4 separate regions of the Homo sapiens genome follow, and all the other regions are linked to region 4. Evidence: read pairs that join two places in POLR2A ChIA-PET (ENCODE). Cell type or tissue: CD4-positive, alpha-beta T cell. All regions are shown on one strand. Region 1 holds the start of H4C6 (H4 clustered histone 6). Region 2 holds the start of H1-3 (H1.3 linker histone, cluster member). Region 3 holds the start of TRR-TCG2-1 (tRNA-Arg (anticodon TCG) 2-1). Region 4 holds the start of H2BC6 (H2B clustered histone 6).

Region 1 (5,000 bases), 56 kb before region 4:
ATTTTGCCCATAGGAATCAGGTAAAGGCTTCTTGAAGAGGAAACCCCAAGTTGAAGAATATTTGTGGAACAGTGTATGTAATGAATTACCATTGACAAAAAAAGAACAGATGAGAAGCCACTTCTTCGGTATGGTGAAAAAATGAAAACGTTAGGAGTCAGGATCGCGGGTGATAACCGGGTAGGTTGACAAAGCACAAGGAGAAACACTTTGGGTTATAAATTACCAGTACTTGAGAAATAAAGCAGTAAAATTATCAATGACCTGAAATCACAGTAAGTGCCCCAACAAAGAATTCACTGGGTAAGACAAAAACTTGGGCTTTTTTTTTTCTTTTTGAGACGGAGCCTTGTTCTGTGCCCCAGGCCTGGAGTGCAGTGGCGCGACCTCGGCTCACTGCAACCTCAGTCTCCCGGGTTCAAGTGATTCTCCTGCCTCAGCCTCCCGAGTAGCTGGGACTACAGGCGCGTGTCACCACGTCTACGTCTAATTTTTGTATTTTTAGTAGAGACGAGGTTTTGCAGTGCTAGCCAGGCTGGTCTCGAACTCGTTGAGCTCAAGTGATCCACCCACCTCGGCCTCCCAAGCTGCTGGAATTACAGATGGGATTGCAGACATGAGCCACCGAGCCCGGCCAAACTTTACTTTTTTTTTTTTTTTTTTGAGGCATGGTCTCTGTCGCCCAGGCAGGAGTGGAGTGGCACCATCTCAGCTCACTGAAATCTCCGCCTCCCGTGCTCAAGCGATTCTCCTGCCTCAGCCCTTGCAGATTAGCTGCGACAGCAGGCGTCCGCCACAACGCCGGGCTAACTTTCCTATTTAACTTTTTTAGTTGAGACGGAGTTTCACCATTTTGGTTGCCCAGGCTAGTCTCGAACTCCTGAGCTCTAGTAATCCGCCCGCCGTGGTCTCCCAAGGTGCTGTGATTCAGGCCTGAGGCACCGCGCCCGGACACAAGTAGTGGATTAAGTTTACCAGTAATTGATCTGTCCACAGCCGCCCTAAGATTACTCACGTTCTATGCCTAATAAATAACACTAAGGCCGGGCACGGTGGCTCACGCCTGCAATCCCTGCACTTTGGGAGGCCAAGAAGGGCGGATCACCTGAGGTCGGGAGTTCGAGACCAGCCAGACCAACACAGAAAAGCCCCTTCTGTACTAAAAATAAAAAATTAGCCAAGCGTGGTGGCGCATGCCTGTAACCCCAGTTACTCGGGAGGTTGAGTCAGGAGAACCGCTTAAACCCGGGAGGGGGTGGTTGCGGTGAGCCGAGATTGCGTCATTGCACTACAGCCTGGACAAGAGCAACTCCATCTCAAAAACTAAACATGTAATGCTAGTGTAGTTAAGTCCCAGCCACCTAACATAGGAGTAAATTTCAGAAACGTGGGAATAAAACACATCACATACGTCATAAAAGGCTGCTGGTATTCCCAAACCATTTCCACCATCTTTTCCTGTGAATGTTTGCGATCGAAATACCTGAACAAGTTTCTAATGTTTCGCCTTCCCTTTCTCCTTAGCACATCCGCCATCTTAGGAAGATCGCTAAAAACGGCTCGGTTTAACTCAGTTAGAATCCCAAATTTACAAAACGAAACCCAAGTCGTCATCAGTTACAGCCCTTCGTGTGACGAAGGAGGTGGCCCTGAAAAGGGCCTTTTATGGGTGAGCTGTTAAATAAAAAGCCGGGGTGAGGCTCAGCCACCAAAGCCGTACAGAGTGCGTCCCTGGCGCTTGAGCGCGTAGACAACATCCATTGCAGTGACTGTCTTACGCTTGGCGTGCTCCGTGTAGGTTACGGCGTCCCGTATCACATTCTCCAGGAACACCTTAAGAACACCGCGGGTCTCCTCATAAATGAGGCCCGAAATGCGTTTCACGCCGCCGCGTCGGGCCAAGCGACGGATGGCGGGCTTCGTGATGCCCTGTATGTTGTCACGCAGCACTTTGCGATGGCGCTTGGCGCCTCCCTTTCCTAAACCTTTACCACCTTTGCCTCTACCAGACATGATCGAAGACAAACAACAACTCTTAACTTTTGCAACTTTGCTACACACTGAAGCCCCTTATATATCAATTATGCGGACCTTTTTGGAGACTGAATTGGAGGGGCGGGAACGAAACCTCTGTCTCCGCCTTTTCCGTAACTTACTGGGCGTCCCCTACACTATTGCCTTGGGAAGGAAAGGGGGCGGTGAGGGTAGGGGAAATGCAAGTTGATTTGACTCCTTCCTGTTTCCTTGTTTGGGTCTTGAGTGTAGGTTTCTGTGTCTTCTAGTCCAGTGCCTGTGGGCTCTCGAACTGATAATGTCTGTCTCCTAAAATCCTTATTATTTGCAAAAAGGAGGCAGTAACGCTACACTTGTCTACCGAATGGATAGACAAGAGAATAAAATTATTATTTCTTTTGAAACAGTTTTGCTCTGCCCCAGACTGGAGTGCAGTGGCGTGATCTCGGCTCACTGCAACCTCCGCCTCTCGGGTTCGAGCGATTCTTCTGCCTCAGCCCCTGCAGTAGCTGCAACTACAGGCGCGCGTCACCACGCCCGGCTAATTTTTGTATTTTTAGTAGAGATGGGGTTTCGCCATGTTGACTAGGCTGGTCTCGAACTCCTGACCTCAGGTGATCCACCCGCCTCGGCCTCCCAAAGTTCTGGGATTACAGGCGCCTAGCTTTAATTTTTAAATGTGAAGATTCTTTGAAAATGTATTTTTACTAATTTTTTTTTTTTGATACGGGGTCTCACTCTGTTGCCCAGGCTGGAGTGCAGTGGCGCTATCTCGGCTCACTGCAACCTCCGCCTTCTGGGTTCAAGCGATTCTCATGCCTCAGCCTCACGAGTAGCTGTGATTTCAGGCACGCGTCGCCACACCTGGGTAATTTTTGTATTTTCTTAGTAAAGACGGGGTTTCGCCATGTTGGCCAGGGTGGTCTCGAACTCCTGACTTCAGGTGATCCACCCACCTTGGCCTCACAAAGTGCTGGGATTACTGGCGTGAGCCACCACGCCCGGCCATTTTTATTAATTCTTAAAATGTAGCAATACTTCTTAAATTTGGCCAATCATGAGACTTAGCGTTTGGCAGAGACATATACATTCACATCGTTTTTGGCATTCCTAATAAAGAAAGACCTCTAGTAAGGGAAACCAATATTAATTGAAGTTTCATTCTTAGTTTTTCAATGTATAATGCAATATCTGAGGTGTAAAGATAAGGAATCCCAGGCTTGAAGACATTATCCTCTAATAAATGGCATTGTATTGTTGGCTCGATTCTGGAGTCTCACTACCTTGCTACCTACCACTGCTTTCATGCCACTAAAGCATACATGGTAAATCATGGTGAATAAAGGTTTGTAAATTAACAAAAATAATACTAATAAATTCTGTGAAATACTGTCCTAATAAAAGATTCCGGAAGAAGTGTTCTACACACAGATCATAGGGTATGTGTAGTAGAAAAATTCAACATTAACTCTTACAGTCTACTGCTTCACATTCATTGCCTCCTATATACTGCAAGGGTAACTTAAAAATCCCGTCTCTGCTGGTGCCTAAAAGCAGTGAGAAGATTATTCATTTTGTGGAGTTAAGAGTCTACTTAAATTTTGGCTTAGGTTCAGTTACCTGTAGGAATAGACACAAGGATCTCAAGTGCTCTCCTTTTTGAGGTAGGCACCAAACAAGCATCATTCATTCATTCAACAATTTAATGTCCACTACATGCCAAGAATAGTGTACAAATACCAGGTTTACAAAGATAATCACATTTATTCTCTTAAAGAACTCAAAAGTTTAGTAAAGGGAAAAGTACACTCAGGGTTAGGGGGCAGATATCAGACCAGCATACTTCTACTTACTGTCAGGTATTTAAGGGCGGAGCAGCCATATCCCAGCTATACTGGCATCACTCTGAAGCTTGTTAGACATACAGAATTTCGGGCCCAACCCCAAATCAATGGAATTGATATTACATTTTTAATGAGATCTCTAAGTGGGTGGTAGGTATGCTCTTCCAAGTTTGAGAATAATTGTTTTAAAGCTCTGCTGTCCTATATTAGCCACTAGCAACATGTGCTCATTTTTATTTAAATTAATTTAAATTAAAAATTAATTTGCACACTTACTCTAGCCACATTACGGTACTCAGTAGCCACATATGGTTAGTGGCTACCTATTGGACAGTGTTAATACAGAATATTTTTATCATCGCAGAAAGTTTTATTGGGCTGTATCTGTGATAAGGGGGTTTCTTCTGAAGAGCTTCTAATCCAGTCTAGAAGGGAGGAGGGAGTTTGGTGGATGCCTGAGACATGTAAAGAGAAAACTGTAAGTTTGAGTATAGTAGTGGCCTTCTTAGGAAATAAAATTAACACAATACTGTTGTACTTGAAGAGGAATTTCAAGGAGCCAGTGTCCTCAGGTAAGACTACCTCATAGACGGTTACAATCGATGTGATTTCTCATGGACTTTTTGAACACGTTTGATTCTAACACAAAGCTTTATTTTCTATAATAGTCTATATATGTTTTCACCCCTTTTAATATTTATTCTATATAGTTTCTTTTTTTTTTTTTGGAAATCTTTAAAATCTGAATTGTGTGATGCTTAAGCACAGTGTCACTGGATTGATCTATTGAATACTACCTACAACTCTCATAGTCATTTACTATGGTGGTGGTGGGGATGGGGGAGTTAACACAAAATGAAGAGAACACTGGGCCTTAAGTTAGATAGCTATCACTTATCTAACTAGTTTTTCCTAGCTACTTTTTGCATCTATAAAATAAATGGTTCCAACCTCAGTGTAATGGGAAATCTACTGTTTTAGATTATATTCAGATTTAGGATTCCAAAGCAACACAGAACTCTTTTTGAGGGCTACCAAAGTAATAGGTGAAACTTTGCAGGACTTCAAGTTTACAGTCCATGGGGTGATCCAGCTTTCAGGAACCTTGTCCTTGCTACAATTACAGAGAAGATAAGTACCAGG
Region 2 (5,000 bases), 50 kb before region 4:
TATTATAAATATGATTTTAAAATATAAAAAATGTACAAAATTCTATGATGAATATTAGCAAAAAAATAGTGTATTTCATTAAATTATTTATAAAGTGATGGGACACAAACATGTACACAAGCTCTCAATGCTCACAGTTGCCAAAATGATGTTGGCCTGCCATTCTATTATTTGTTGGTTCAGTTTTCTTTTTTGGGGATGTGGTAGTTGATCTTTAATGCCCATTCTAGATCGGAAAAATCCATGATCCTAACTTTTAAGAGAAGGTTGGTAACTCTACTTAGGACTTTTTTTTCTGTAAGAGGAATAATGTAGCCTCACCCTTATCTTTCTGGAAATGTTTAAACCACTGAAATATGGAGATCAAATCCAGCTTACACACTGGTAACTCAAATACTATTTTTTTTTTTAAACTATCTTTTCTAAACTAATCACCCCTCTTGTACATAGAACTTTCTACCTCAGTGCCAATTCCTAGAGGTTGATGCAAACAGCTCGCCAGAGAGCCTGTGCTATTGTTCCTGCGAAAAAACCCAATTTCCCTGCACATTTGGATAAAAATGAGTTTATCTATATAAAGTTGAGACGGTAAGAATTCACAGAACAATGCCCTGGAAGAGAGATTTGCAAATGAAAGAGGGAGAAATAGTATTTTTAAGGAAAACATGAAAGTTGTCTCGATTTGACCGAAGTTTGAAAGAGAGTTGGGGGAATAAGAAAAGTTTCAAGATGCCGGTTTTAAAACTATGCATAGAAACAAAGGCAGGAATGAAGCCCGAACTCTCTCGGATCAGTTTCCCCCAAGTCTCTAATTATTTCATGCCCAGATTTCTTATATTTTTACTCTTTTTTAAGGGGCAACAAACACAGCAGCGCGGTAGATACGAGGAGTCCTTTTCCAGCAGCGCCGCGCATGGAGCAAGGAACCAATCATCACTCAGCGTCTCTCTATATAAACCCTCAGCCTCCCTCGTAGAGGACATGCTGTTCTGACAGTTTGAGATTACTTATTGTCTTTTCTGGGAAGACAAAAACATGTCGGAGACTGCTCCACTTGCTCCTACCATTCCTGCACCCGCAGAAAAAACACCTGTGAAGAAAAAGGCGAAGAAGGCAGGCGCAACTGCTGGGAAACGCAAAGCATCCGGACCCCCAGTATCTGAGCTTATCACCAAGGCAGTGGCAGCTTCTAAGGAGCGCAGCGGCGTTTCTCTGGCCGCGCTTAAGAAAGCGCTTGCGGCTGCTGGCTACGATGTAGAAAAAAACAACAGCCGTATCAAGCTTGGCCTCAAGAGCTTGGTGAGCAAAGGTACTCTGGTGCAGACCAAAGGTACCGGTGCTTCTGGCTCCTTCAAACTCAACAAGAAAGCGGCTTCCGGGGAAGGCAAACCCAAGGCCAAAAAGGCTGGCGCAGCCAAGCCTAGGAAGCCTGCTGGGGCAGCCAAGAAGCCCAAGAAGGTGGCTGGCGCCGCTACCCCGAAGAAAAGCATCAAAAAGACTCCTAAGAAGGTAAAGAAGCCAGCAACCGCTGCTGGGACCAAGAAAGTGGCCAAGAGTGCGAAAAAGGTGAAAACACCTCAGCCAAAAAAAGCTGCCAAGAGTCCAGCTAAGGCCAAAGCCCCTAAGCCCAAGGCGGCCAAGCCTAAGTCGGGGAAGCCGAAGGTTACAAAGGCAAAGAAGGCAGCTCCGAAGAAAAAGTGAAACTGGCGGGACGTTCCCCTTTGAAAATTTTAAACGGCTCTTTTCAGAGCCACCCACAGGTCTCAGTCAAAAGAGCTGAAGCTTTTTGGAGGGGGGAGTGGGGTGGAGAGGGGTGCGGGTGCTGCGGTGTTGTGCGGCCACGGTCTATCCTAGTCGTGCTGGTTGGGGGTCAGTTATTAACAGCTCCCAGCAGCCTGGGCGCAAGGATCCTTCCGTCTCAGTCTCAGCCACAGTCACCGGATAGCTAAGGCTACTTGAGCCACCAGGTCCTACTTTTTCTTCAAATTCCCGCGGTGGTGTGTGATTGGCCGGCCGATTTCTGTTAAAGCGCGGCGCTTAAAAGTGGCCCTGAAAAAATTTTATTTCTGACACAGGGATGTGGTGTAAATGCTTTAGTTTACTTTAGCGTTGAGGTGACTTCCTGAGCACATCCCGTCCTGGTTGTGAGCAGTACGTGGCATGCCCAAGGTGCTTCCGGCCCACGATCTTGTGCAGCTGGTCGTTGAGAATGGCCAACTGCTGGTGGTGCCCGGTGTCTGTCTTTTCGCAGGCCTTTGATAAGCCTTAGCTTTGGGATATCGGCCCTCAGGTACTGTATTTGTAAATAGTGTGGGGGCTGCACTGCGTGACGAGGTGGCTCTCCTGTAATCCCAGCATTTTGGGAGGCCGAGGCGGGGGCATCACGAGGTCAGGAGTTCGAGGCCAGCCTGAAGAACATGGTGAAGCCCCATCTCTGCTAAAAAAAAATACAAAAATTAGTCAGGCGTGGTGCCGCGCGCCTGTAATTCCAGCTACTTGGGGGCTGAGGTAGAAAATCACTTGAACCCGGGAGGCGGAAGTTGTAAGCCGAGATCGCGCCACTTGCACTCCGGCCTGGGCGATAGAACGAGACTCCGTCTCAAAATAAAAAGTGTGCCCATTGTCTTTTTCTGTCAGTGGCCAGCGTCTCCAGGACTTATTTTCCCAGGGGCTCTCTTGCTTGTTCATTTATTTCTGCCTACTCTTAACCTCCTAGCACTGCCGCCAGGTAACACTAGCATGCTGGTCCAACCCGCTCGGAGTAGCTGTATTTGCGGAGGACGCGGTGTATTAGCCCTACTGGCAACTGTAGGCCCGCGTGGCAAAGCAGGTCTTGCTTTTGGCGCGAGTGTGGTCTTGCTTCCCACGTCCAGGTAATGTTAGAAAAAAATGCAATTCTTGTATTAAGCCAATCGGAGGGATAGTTCATCATAGCCTCTGGCTCAGTTTTGTAAAACTTGCTTTTTCTGTTGGTTTGCAGAGCCTGCTGAATTAACCAATCAGAACGTATTCTTAGATTTTTATTTGCGTGGTTTTTCCGAGAGAAAATTTTTCACCAATCAGGTTGCGATATTAACAGTTGTGTATGCTGGGACGTAGTCGAAAAGCCTGTTTTTTTTTCCACCTCCCCCTCAGATGGAATTCTCCAAATGGAATTCTCTTTTTGGAGACTACTCACCTTGTCATTCTGCGTCAATCTGCACAAGTATTGCTACCACCCTGATGCTGAGAGATAGTAAAAAGTATGAAAGGAACCTCTGTCAGCTTATAATCTGCTTCTTTTCCCAAATTGCTTTCTCACAGATTGAGCTGAACCAGGGAGCTAGAGTTAGCTATCCAATACATATTTGGTGATTAGATAAGAAATAGAGAGGGAAAAATAAATGAAAAAACTTGGAGAAGGGAGGAAGAAGCCTGAAATTGGGGTTACCAGGACAAATAAATGGGCTATAGGAAGTTGGGCTGACTTGGATGTACTACTGTTTACATTGTATTTGGGAGGCTGAGGTTATTTTTTGTTTGTTTTGTTTTTGATTTTAGAAAAGCCCACTTAACAGTACGGAGAAATCTCGACAAAATCTGATTTCTACAGATGGTTATGGGACTCTAGATGGGAAAAAATTACATTTTCACAAATCCTAAATGCAATTTGCTTATTTCCTTTGTGAGTACAGGCAGCTAATCACTGGATTTCACATCAATGATAATCATAGATATTTTCATATCACTTTGTACTTATTACAGGTGTCTTGAAATAGTTTACACTAATTGTGAACCTTTCAAGCCAACATTATACTTGCTGCTAGATCTTATTATTTGATGTGTAACTAAAGCACATATACAGACTTTAAGAAAAAAAAATTTAGTGTCACTACCTTTCTTACCCTGTATAAGTATTTTTTAAAAACATGGTTTTGAGAAGGCATCTATAGATTTCCAGAATCTCCAGAATACATAGCACAAAACAAGTCATGAACTCTTGAACAAGTTTGCAGTGGGACCAAATACTATAAATCCCTCATGATTATAATACCTCTTAATCTTACTTCTTTGTTTACATTCTGCTTATTAGTTAATATTTTATTATATTTTACATTATTATTTGCCTCCCTCCCCACAAAGAAAAGGATGTAGCCTGTGACATCTTTCTAGTTATAAGCAGGAGTTTAATTTTTTGGGAACCACGGCTACATCACACAATTTCTTCTTTGTAGAGAAAGCCAAAATACCTCCCTGTATGAGAGTGGCTTGATTGAGAAGGGGATCTGAATAAATGGGAGGATTTGAAATATTTATTCAAAATAATCTTTTTGAAAATGAGTGAAAAATACAGGTATGTAGGGGTGAGCAAAACTTCACCCTCCGAAAGTTCACTGAAAATCAACGGAAAAAAGGCAGATTAATAGAAAAGTCAAACTTCATCATAGGTTTATGTGACATGGGAACCTTCACAATGAAGGCCCAGAGGTACAGGGGAAACTGTCCATTTTTATGCTTAGGTTCAACAAAGTACCAACTGCCATGTAGAACTGTGATTGGATAAAAAGGGTGTCATCTAATGCTAATAGACTGGGGAAACATAGCAAGGCCTCTGTGTCTAGACTCTTCTTGGCCTCTGGCAAGATTCTTTCCTTCTGGGTATTCCTTCCTCATTCTAGAGGACCCTCTCTGGAATGAGGGAGGGTCTTATGACCTACAGCCAAACAACGTAAGACATATACTTTCTTATGGCTAGCTTTTACACAGAAAGGAGACGGAAAAGTTACAGTAAGATTTTTAGGTTTTATGGCTGGCTTTGAAGAAAAAGGGGTTCTAGTTTCAGTAACCACCTTGGGGAAGAGGGATTCTAGTTATTATGTGTAGCCTCAATGGAGGATGAGAGGCCAAAGGATAGCAGGAGGTCACTTCTGCTTCTAAGGACTTCGTTTTGGGGTATTATTTTCCAATTCCCAATGCGGAGAAGAGATCTGGGAGGTCTTTAGTACCCAGAATGACATGAT
Region 3 (5,000 bases), 140 kb before region 4:
TTTGCCGTCTTAGCCTCATCTACCTATTTCTACTGAATCATATGAAACTCACTTGCAGACATTGTGATATAGAACACCAAAATCCATAAACATGTGTCGCCTAAACATGCGTCTTTTATTTAACTACAATATCATGAACAAAACTAAAACAATCGAGCAATTCTTTAAAAATATCTCATATCTGGTTGGGTGCAGTGGCTCATGCCTGTAACGTTTTGGAATGCTGACGCGGGATTTCGTGACCCCAGGGTTTGAGAGCACCTGTAACAAAACAAGCCCTTCTCTTGTGCCTCTGTACAAAACAGATTTTAAAAAATCAGCCTGGCCTGGTGGCGCGCTCCTGTAATCCCAGCTACTCCGGAATTTTAGGCGGGAGGATGGCTTGAGCTCAGGAGTTCAAGGTTACAGTGATCGCGCCACTGCATTCCAGCCTGGGCGACGGAAAGAAACTCTAAATAAGTGACTAAAAACATCTGAGTATTTATTTATCTAATATATTTTTAGAGTCAGTTTTTATGTTTCCTATTCTTTCACATTAGAACAGTTTCCCAGCTTTTTCTTTTTATTGTTATTTCCTCATGACATCTTTTAATCTTCCCCTCCCTCCCTCCCTTCTTCCCTTCCTCCCTTCCTCCCTTCCTTCCCCCAGCCTGGGAAACACAGGGAGATCCTGTCTCTACAAAAAACAGAAAAATAATTAGCCAGGCATGGTGGTGTGTGCCTGTGGTCCCAGCTACTCGGGAGGCTGAGGTGAGGATCACTTGATCACCGGAAGTCGAGGCTGCAGTGAGCCGTGATTTCACCACTGCACTCCAGCCCTGGGCGACAGAGCGAGACTCTGTCTCAAAACAAAGCAAACAAAACAAAATAAGCAAAAAAGTCTAATTGTCTCATAGAATGTCCTACATTCTGGATTTGTCTCATTATTTCCTTATGGCATCTTTTAATTTATTTTTGTTCCTTTTAAATTAGAAGATAAATTTGCTTTTGTGATTAATTTGAGTGCTTAGATTTAGGTTAAACATTTTTGCCCAGACGCTGTTCTTTACACTGTACTAACTTCACATCAGAAGGCACTTGTAGGGATATCCTGTTGATGGTGAAGACCGAGTGGTGCCCCCCAAGGTTCTTTATTTCTCTCTTTGCAATTGACAAGTAGTTTTGGGGTGGCACTTAACACCATGAGCATATGTTATTTCCCAACCACCTTTTCCTAACGGTTTTAATTAAGGTCGTTAAGCTCGTTCGTTGCTTTGGTCTATTATTTTTCTAAGGGTTGCAAATGGTGATTCTTCTAATTCTACCAGTCTTCTGTATTTGTTAGAAGATACTTTTGTCAAACGTGTGGACCTCTTTTCTGCCTTCCTTCGTACCCCAGTCTTTCCAAGAGGTTCCCGTGGGAGCTTCACATTACCCCTGTCGTAATAGCCTTAAAACTCACGTAGCTTGGCGCTAAATTGTAATTGGGTCTGACGTGCTTTATGGTCTAGAGTGCATTCTACAGCCTGTAAGGTCTGTAAATGGTTCTCACATTCGAGTGTGCAAACGAACCACTTGGATAGCTTGGTTAAAACCCAGAATCCTAGAGCCTACACACAGCGATTCTAGGTAGGTCAAGTGTAGTGCGGACTAGCAAGGGAGGTCGGCCTCGAAAAGTTGTCATTTTTAAGAAGCTCCCAGGTTATGTTACTGGTTCAGGGACTGGACCAAATTTTGAGTAGCGCAGGCCCAGAAGATGGACTGTATGGCATTATGGTGGAGAGAGAGAGGATAAACAGACTAAGTACAGAGCAAAGGCAAGGGATGTGAAGGAAGGGATCTACAATGAAGATAACTTAGTGAAGTAAATGGAAAGAAGTACATTTCTGATTACCAGCTTTGAGGAAGGAAAATAACACCAGACTAGTCAGTATCTCAAATAACCACGGAGGGATTCGAACCCTCAATCTTCTGATCCGAAGTCAGACGCCTTATCCATTAGGCCACGTGGTCCCGGGTTACAAATCAGAACTATTTTTTGATGGAAAATAATCTCCTCCCTATGAGCTGTAAATGTACCAAGTATAGTGAAATCATTGTTGTAAACCAAGGAATTTCCAACCCCTGAAAAAAACTTACAGCCTGGTTGGGGAAAGACGAAGTTTAATCTAATGGTAAAAAAAAATCTAATGGCCGGGCGCGGTGGCTCACGCCTGTAATCCCAGCACTTTGGGAGGCCGAGGCAGGCGAATCACGAGGTCGGGAGTTCGAGACCAGTCTGGCCAAAACAGAGAAACCCCCGTCTCTACTAAAAATACAAAAATTAGCTGGGCGTGGTGGCGGGCGCCTGCGTGCCGCTGCACTCCAGACTCCAGCCGGGGCTACAGTGCGAGACTCTGTCAAAAAAAAAAAATACTGCAATTGTGTTCGTAGCCGCAGCCGTCCTGCCGTCGCTCTCCAACGCCAGCCCAGCGCCGCCTCTCGCTCGCCGAGCTCCAGCCAAAGGAGAAGCGGGGTAAGTAAGGAGGTCTCTATACCACGGCTCGTAGAAAGCCGACTGCCCGCAAATCGACCGGCAAATCGACCGGTGGCAAAGCACCCGGGAAGCAACTGGCTACAAAAGCCTCTCGCAAGAGTGCTCCCACTACTGGAGGGGTGAAGAAACCTCATCGTTACAGGCCTGGTACTGTGGCACTCCGTGAAATTAGACGTTATCAGAAGTCCGCTGAACTTCTGATTCGCAAACTTCCCTTCCAGCGTCTGGTGCGAGAAATTGCTCAGGACTTTTAAAACAGATCTGCGCTTCCAGAGAGCAGCTATAGTTGCTTTGCAAGTGAGGCCTATCTGGTTGGCCTTTTTGAAGACAACAACCTGTGGGCTATCCATGCCAAACGTGTAACAATTATGCCAAAAGACATCCAGCTAGCACGCCGCATACGTGGAGAACGTGCTTAAGAATCCACCATGATGGGAAAAATTTCATTAAAAAAATTATCTTCTTCCTGTTATTGGTAGTTCTGAACGTTATTTTTTTTCCCATGGGGTCAAAAGGTACCTAGGTATATGATTGCGAGTGGAAAAATAGGGGACAGAAATCAGGTATTGGCAGTTTTTCCATTTTCATTTGGGTGTGAATTTTTAATATAAATGCGGAAACGTACAGCCTTAATGCAAGTTAAAATGTTTCAGTGAACAAGTTTCAGCGGTTCAACTTTATAATAATTATAAATAAATCTGTTAAATTTTTCTGGACAATGCCAGCATTTGTTTTTTTTTTAAACAAGTAAATTTCTTATTGACGGAAACTAAATGGTGTTGTAGCATCTTTATCATTCATTCACTATACTTTTCTGAGATTTCATCCATTCACTATACTTTTCTGAGTTGTCCTATATGGAAATACATGTTTTTAATGTTGTCTGTCTTCTGTGCTGTTCCTGTAAGTTTGCTATTAAAATATATTAAACTATATAAAAAAACTGTGAAATTTCAACTAGATAACTGCCAAGGGCAGGAATATGGTACTTCAATAACTACTGATCGAGTGCTTTATCTTTTGATTGGCAGAGAGAAAGGCCACGATGAGAAAGGAATGTTTGAGTTGAGAGCTGGAGAGGCAAAGGCAGAACCAGACTGCTTTCCACATGCAGGGAACCACCGCTGCCTTACGATGCTTCCAGGTAAAGATCGAGGGTTAAACACAAGAATTTACTTTTGCATACTCCGCAGATCTCACTCAAACAGCACTAAAATATACATCCAAATAGGGAGAGGAGATAACAGAAACAAAATTTTGTCATCTGGAAAGCTGATTGAGGAGTCGCTGATTTTGAGAGCCCTGAGAAAGCTAAATCCTAAACCAGGAGTGGGAAAAGCAAAGAGACAGTAGATGTTCACCATGGAGCCCCCATTCCTATCCCTTTTCCCTATGCCAGGCTCGGATATTGTCAGTACAGCTTCGTCTGGAAACTACCTGTGTGAAATGAATTTAGCCTTCCTCCAACCCCCTTAAATTCATATGTGGAAGCCCTAATCTCTAGTACTTCAGAATGTGACAGTATTTCATCTGCAAAATGGAGAAATGAATGAAATAATGTTTATAAATAAAGGGAAAAAGAATGTGACAGTATTTGGAGATAGGGTCTTTAAAGGGGGTAATTAAGGTATTTTGAGATCATGAAAGTAGGGCCCAAATCATAAGGGCTGGTGTCCTTATAAGAAGAGATTAGAACACGGACACACAGAGAAAAAATCATTTAAAGGCAGAGGGAGAAGATAGTCACCTGCAAGCCAACAAAAAAGGCCTCAGGGGAGAAAAAAAAATCAAACAGACAAGTACTTTGATCTCGGACTTCTAGTCTCCAGAACTGTGAGAAAATGATTTTTGTCTAAGCCACCCAGTCTGTAGTATTTGTTACAGGAGCACAGTTAACTAATACACTGTCCTTCCTCCATCTTAGAAGGCTGGACTTTTCTTTTCTTTTTTTTTTTCTTTCTCTCTCTCTTTCTTTTTCTTTTCTTTTTTTTTTTTTTTTTTTGAGACGGAGTTTCGCTCTTATTGCCCAGGCTGGAGTGCAGTGGTGCGATTTCGGCTCACCGCAACCCCTGCCTCCCGGGTTCAAGCGATTCTCTTGCCTCAGCCTCCCGAGTAGCCGGGATTACAGGCATGCGCCACCAAGCCCGGCTAATTTCGTATTTTTAGTAGAGACGGGGTTTCTCCATATTGGTCAGGCTGGTCTTGAACTCCAGACCTCAGGTGATCCGCCCTCCTCGGCCTCCCAGAGCCAACGCGCCCGGCCTTATTTTCTTGAAAGAGCAAAATATCGGGTTTCTTGGCTGGAACAGTGATTCTCAAACTTTTTCCTACATCCCAATCTCCTGGAAGGCTAGTTAAAACAGACTGGTGGGCCCCACGCCCAGTTTCTGATTCAGTAGGTGTGGGGTTCCCTTTTTCGTAGGTGTGGGGTTCCCTTTTTCCTAGGTTCCCTGCTGCTTCCGACCGTGAGGCACTTCTTGAGAAT
Region 4 (5,000 bases):
GGCAGGAAAATCGCTTGAACCCAGGTGGCAGAGGTTGTGGTGAGCCAAGATCGTGCCATTGCACTCCAGCCTGGGCAACAAGAGCAAAACTCTGTATCAAAAAAAAAAAAAAAAAAAAAAAATAGAGTAGTTTGTAGTAATAGATGGATCAAAAACTCCTTTGAGAATCTGTTGAAAATAGACATATGAACATAGACATTTTATGAGGCTCATTATTCTCAGAAACTCAAGGAACTCCCAGGGCTCCATGGATTCCTGTCAACAACCAGAAGTCTAGGATTTCAGGGTCTGAGATCTAGAGATCCCAAATTTAAAGATAGAGAGGAATCGCAGACATAATACTAAATAATACATTGAACAGGAGTGAGTTACCATTTGCTGAGTGAAATAGACCTATATTCTTCTTCTTCTTCTTCTTTTTTTTTTTTTTTTTGAGATGGAATTTCCCTCTGTCACCCACGCTGGAGTGCAGTGGTGTGATCTTGGCTCACTGCAGTCTCCGCCTCCTGGGTTCAAGCAATTCTCCTATTCTTCTGCCTCAGCTTCCCAAGTAGCTGGGACTACAGGCCTGTGATACTATGCTCAGCTAATTTTTGTATTTTTAATAGAGACAGGGTTTTGCCATGTTGGACAACCTGGTCTTGAAATCTCGACCTCAGATGATCCGCCCTCCTTGGCCTCCGAAAGTGCTGGGATTACAGGCGTGAGCCACCATGCCCAGTCTATCATCTCTCTTCCTTCACTAGGATATGAGCCTCAGAAGGGCAGTCTCTTGTCTATCTTGCTCACTGAAGTATTTCAATGCCTGGCACAGAGGGAATGCAATCAATATTTGATGAAATACTGAATGAAATCCCTTCAACTACTCTCTGATTTGTTTATTGTATCCCCTGCTCCATTACTCCTGCCATTTCTTTGGCTTGAAACTTTATCCTCCTTCAACATCATTTCCCTCCACTGCATCCAGTCTCTTGCCACCAGAAGCATATTCCTAGAACTAGTTATAATTTTGTTAGTCCTTGCTCACAAGCTTTCTATAACCTTATTGTCTGCAAAATAAATCTAAACTTCATTGTTTGACATTCAGACTCTTCACAATCTTCTCCCACATCTTTATCACAAGAAAACTCCACGTGAGCAGGAGGCTTGGTTAGCATATTCTTTATCTCAGCAATCTCCTTTAACAAGCTCTCCAGGTGATTCTGATGCACACTGAAGTCTGAGAACCACTATTCTCAGTGCAGAAGTCCTCAGTACAAAATTCACTGCTTGGCACTTGAATATGAAGGAATGACTATCCATTTTCAACCTACTGGATATTCCTTCCATCCACCTTCGCCTGGAAGCTGCTTGTATCAGGCAGTGCAGATGCCTCCTCCCCAAAAGTCATTTTCCCTCCTTTCTTCCTAATACAACTTTCTTTGTTCCCTGACTTGTTCTCCAGAGAAGGCAGAGTTCCTTCTAGCCTCAGGGATCTGATTAATTTGACTACACCTATCCTAAAGATCACATGCCCCTTATTAATGATTGGATTGGGGATAGGTATATAGTCAGTTTTTGTGATTAGGAGAATCCTTAACAATGGAGACCCAACTTCTCTAAGAACATGATAAAGATGAGATGGGGATTGTCGATCAATGAACAATGTGTGTATGTGTTTGTGTGCGAGCGCGAGTGTGGTTGCACACTGAGAATTGTTCAAGTCTAATTGGTGAAACCAGACAGGTGAGGCGGTAGAGGGAAGAGGGTTTTATTTTTTCCTTTAGAACCTAAAATAAAAATCCAAATTAAGACCTTTTTGAAGTAATTGAGGAAAGGAAAAAAGCAAATTCAACATTAAGAACTACTTGAAAGCAGCAGTCTCCTCTCCTCCTTCCCCACCCCCGCTCCAGCCCCCCATAATATGGGCTTCTTTGGTAAAACCCGTATTTTTAAGGACTCTTGAGAAACGAAGTTTCTCTTCGTAGAGCAAAACTATGAAATTACTATTGCCTCTTAGGTACTATCGAGTGATACCTCATAAAACACGGAAACCAGAGTTTCATAAAGCCACCAGCCCAGACAGTGAGTGCCATTTTAAGTTTTAAAAACATGCCTATTTCAGCTGCAGGAGTTTCTAGTATCTTCACATGTCAGTATATAGCTCCAATTGTGAAAAGGTGAGTGGCTCTGAAAAGAGCCTTTGGGTTTACTAAGGCAGTTGCAGGGACAAGTTTACTTGGAGCTGGTGTACTTGGTAACGGCCTTGGTGCCCTCTGACACAGCGTGCTTGGCCAGCTCCCCGGGAAGCAGCAGGCGCACGGCCGTCTGGATCTCCCTGGAGGTGATGGTCGAGCGCTTGTTGTAATGCGCCAGGCGGGAAGCCTCGCCGGCGATGCGCTCGAAGATGTCGTTGACAAAGGAATTCATGATCCCCATGGCTTTAGAGGAGATGCCGGTGTCGGGGTGGACCTGTTTCAGCACCTTGTACACGTATACGGAGTAGCTCTCCTTGCGGCTGCGCTTGCGCTTCTTGCCGTCCTTCTTCTGCGCCTTGGTCACGGCCTTCTTGGAGCCCTTCTTCGGGGCGGGAGCGGATTTCGCTGGCTCAGGCATGCTATCTTTGCTGTTCTGCAGTTAGGAAAGAAAATGAAATCTACATCTCCTGATCCTCGGAATTTGTAGACAATGTTATGTAAATGAAGATTTAGTTTCTCCAACTCTGATTCGTTATTTTGTCGTGAAGTCTGCATGCAAATGAAGGAGCTTAGGTCTACTCTCCCATTGGTCATATCCTGAGAGCAGTTTTCGAGCACGGGCCACCTAATTAACATTTTATATAACAAGTTCCTACCATTGCAAACAATTCAGATTAGTTTACTTATTTTAAAAACCAGAAGTTGCTCTCTTCTATGCTTTTATATGCCAGGGAGACAAAGCTCCTGGCGCAGTTACGTCTTCGAATTGAAAGGTCGGTTTAAAAGCTCCTGGAAAAGCTATGCCTTGACATTCAGATGTAGATTCTGGAGCAGCAGGAGATACCTGAAGAACGGCAAGCTAGGCGACCGGCGATCACCCACACAATCCGGAGAACAGTGTTTCCCACTTTTTACAGAATGCACAAACACATCGTGAAAATAAAGGGTAGGCAATAAAGCTCCGGAGAAAACAACAACAAAAAAGTAAATAGCATCTCTTGAAGAGAGCTAAGACAGGAAAGACTTTCTTAGCCAAAATGGCTACAGTCCTTAATGGAAAAGCAAGTCACACCTAGTTTAGCCCTACAACGAGGATCAGAAATAAATATTCCGTCTAACTAGTGAAAATATTTTTTAAAAAATTAAAATGAAAGCCTATTTAACAAACAGCTTTACTTTCAAGTTAGTATTATTATCTTTGGCTGAAGCCCGCTGCTTAGCTAACTTCAGTTTAAGAAACTGTTCTTCCTAAATTTGACTGTCCTTTTTAAGCCCCCACTCCTTCACCCCACGCTCCCCAGCCCCCTAGCCCTTCTCCTCTCCTGCCACCATTCCCATTTCCCGGGCCCTAAGTCTCCAGGAATGAAGGTGCTGCGCAAAAAGTATTCCGCTCTGTGGGTTAGCATCTAACAAAAGTGTACTCTGAATTTATTGTGTCTTATCTTTGTTTCACAAAATAATTTGTTTTTCTCACTTCAGTGATGACGAGAAAACCTTAAAATCTGTTTAACATCTTTTTTAATTTTCAATGTAGCTAATGTAGCAGTGTTCAGAATAATAGCTAATGTGCTTTATTTGTATTTATTTAATCAAAAAATCTTGGGCCGGGCGCAGTGGCGCAAGCCTGTAATCCCAGCACTTTGGGAGGCCGAGGCGGGTGGATCACCTGAGGGCAGGAGTTCGAGACCAGCCTGACCAACATGGTGAAACCCCGTCTCTACTAAATACAAAAACTTAGCTGAGTAGGGTGGCACACGCCTGTCATCCCAACTACTTGGGAGGCTGAGGCAGGAGAATCGCTTGAACACGGGAGGTGGGGGTTGCAGTGAGCTGAGACTGCACCGCTGTACTCCAGCCTGGGCAACCAGAGCAAAACTCCTTCTTAAAAAAAAAAAAAAAAAGGGCCGGGCGCGGTGGCTCACGCCTGTAATCCCAGCAGTTTGGGAGGCTGAGGCGGGCGGATCACAAGGTCAGGAGATCGAGACCATCCTGGCTAACACGGTGAAACCCTGTCTCTACGAAAAATACAAAAAATTAGCTGGGCGTGGTGGTGAGCGCCTGTAGTCCCAGCTACTCGGAAGACTGAGGCAGGAGAATGGCGTGAACCTGGGAGGCGGAGCTTGCAGTGTGCCGAGATTGGCACTGCACTACAGCCTGGGCAACAGAGCGAGACTCTGTCTCAAAGAGGGAGAGAGGAAAAAAAAAAAAAGGTCTGGCGTGGTGTCTCACGCCTGTAATCCCAACACTTTGGGAGGCCGAGGCATGCGGATCCCGAGATCAGGAGTTTGAGACCAGCCTGGCCAATATAGTGGAACCCTGTCGCTGCTAAAAATACAAAAATTAGCCGGGCGTGGTGGCGCATGCCTGTAGTCTCAGCTACTTGGGAGGCTGAAGGAGATCCCGGGAGGCCGAGGTTGCAGTGAGCCGAGACCGCACCATTGCACTCCAGCCTACGTGACAGAGCAACAGCAAGACTCCATCTCAAAAAACAAAACAAAACAAACAAACAAAAAAACATGTGATATTACTTTTGTTCTCATTTAACAGAAAGGGAAATTAGAGTACCCAAGTTGCGGCATCCTGCCCCAAACCCCATCGCTTATACTAGGTGTAACCAGAATGATGATTTAGGCAGTCTGGCTTGGATCTAGTCTGTTAGAAAACATCTTCACCTACCTTGGTGGGCTGTGTTGCAAAAAGAGAAAAATGCTTCTTGTTCTTCTTATGTTAAAAGAATGGAAAATGAAGCATTTCTTTAATGACTATAAGAGGTTGTTAGAAATGAAAAAAAAAACCTCTGATGGTATATCTAGTCAGTAGAGA

What was found. ChIA-PET counts read pairs that join two places held together with the same protein. Peaks named below come from ENCODE experiments on the same cell type or tissue, not always from the same donor. Only the 100,000 strongest peaks of a DNase experiment are listed, where the experiment ranks them.
Region 1: POLR2A ChIA-PET joins it to region 4 with 10 read pairs; 32 of 35 experiments call an interaction of 5 or more read pairs at or near these places.
Region 2: POLR2A ChIA-PET joins it to region 4 with 95 read pairs; 33 of 35 experiments call an interaction of 5 or more read pairs at or near these places.
Region 3: POLR2A ChIA-PET joins it to region 4 with 10 read pairs; 23 of 35 experiments call an interaction of 5 or more read pairs at or near these places.

What each region holds. Positions count from the first base shown.
Region 1 is chr6:26,237,439-26,242,438 of GRCh38, reverse strand. It overlaps H4C6 (H4 clustered histone 6), which reads right to left and starts at 2,046. Exons shown (of 1, transcript NM_003540.4): 1 at 1,646-2,046. The coding sequence starts at 2,013. The coding sequence ends at 1,702. RefSeq lists enhancers at 1,810-1,859, 2,320-2,419. In CD4-positive, alpha-beta T cell, no CTCF peak of the experiment used is centred here; DNase peaks (open chromatin) are centred at 1,248, 1,878 and 2,028; H3K4me3 peaks cover 1,676 bases; H3K27ac peaks cover 1,462 bases.
Region 2 is chr6:26,230,969-26,235,968 of GRCh38, reverse strand. H1-3 (H1.3 linker histone, cluster member) reads left to right here and starts at 982. Exons shown (of 1, transcript NM_005320.3): 1 at 982-1,757. The coding sequence starts at 1,036. The coding sequence ends at 1,701. It also overlaps the pseudogene H2AC9P. RefSeq lists enhancers at 469-1,456, 1,370-1,779, 2,610-2,659. In CD4-positive, alpha-beta T cell, no CTCF peak of the experiment used is centred here; DNase peaks (open chromatin) are centred at 948, 1,228, 1,728, 2,028 and 1 weaker place; H3K4me3 peaks cover 3,067 bases; H3K27ac peaks cover 3,619 bases.
Region 3 is chr6:26,319,810-26,324,809 of GRCh38, reverse strand. TRR-TCG2-1 (tRNA-Arg (anticodon TCG) 2-1) reads right to left here and starts at 1,992; the gene lies at 1,920-1,992. It also overlaps the pseudogene H3C9P. RefSeq lists an enhancer at 2,373-2,562. In CD4-positive, alpha-beta T cell, a CTCF peak has its summit at 2,567; DNase peaks (open chromatin) are centred at 779, 1,989 and 2,469; H3K4me3 peaks cover 1,173 bases.
Region 4 is chr6:26,181,391-26,186,390 of GRCh38, reverse strand. H2BC6 (H2B clustered histone 6) reads right to left here and starts at 2,630. Exons shown (of 1, transcript NM_003523.3): 1 at 2,161-2,630. The coding sequence starts at 2,595. The coding sequence ends at 2,215. RefSeq lists enhancers at 2,308-2,367, 2,818-3,007, 2,867-3,596. In CD4-positive, alpha-beta T cell, no CTCF peak of the experiment used is centred here; a DNase peak (open chromatin) is centred at 2,710; H3K4me3 peaks cover 1,619 bases; H3K27ac peaks cover 1,071 bases.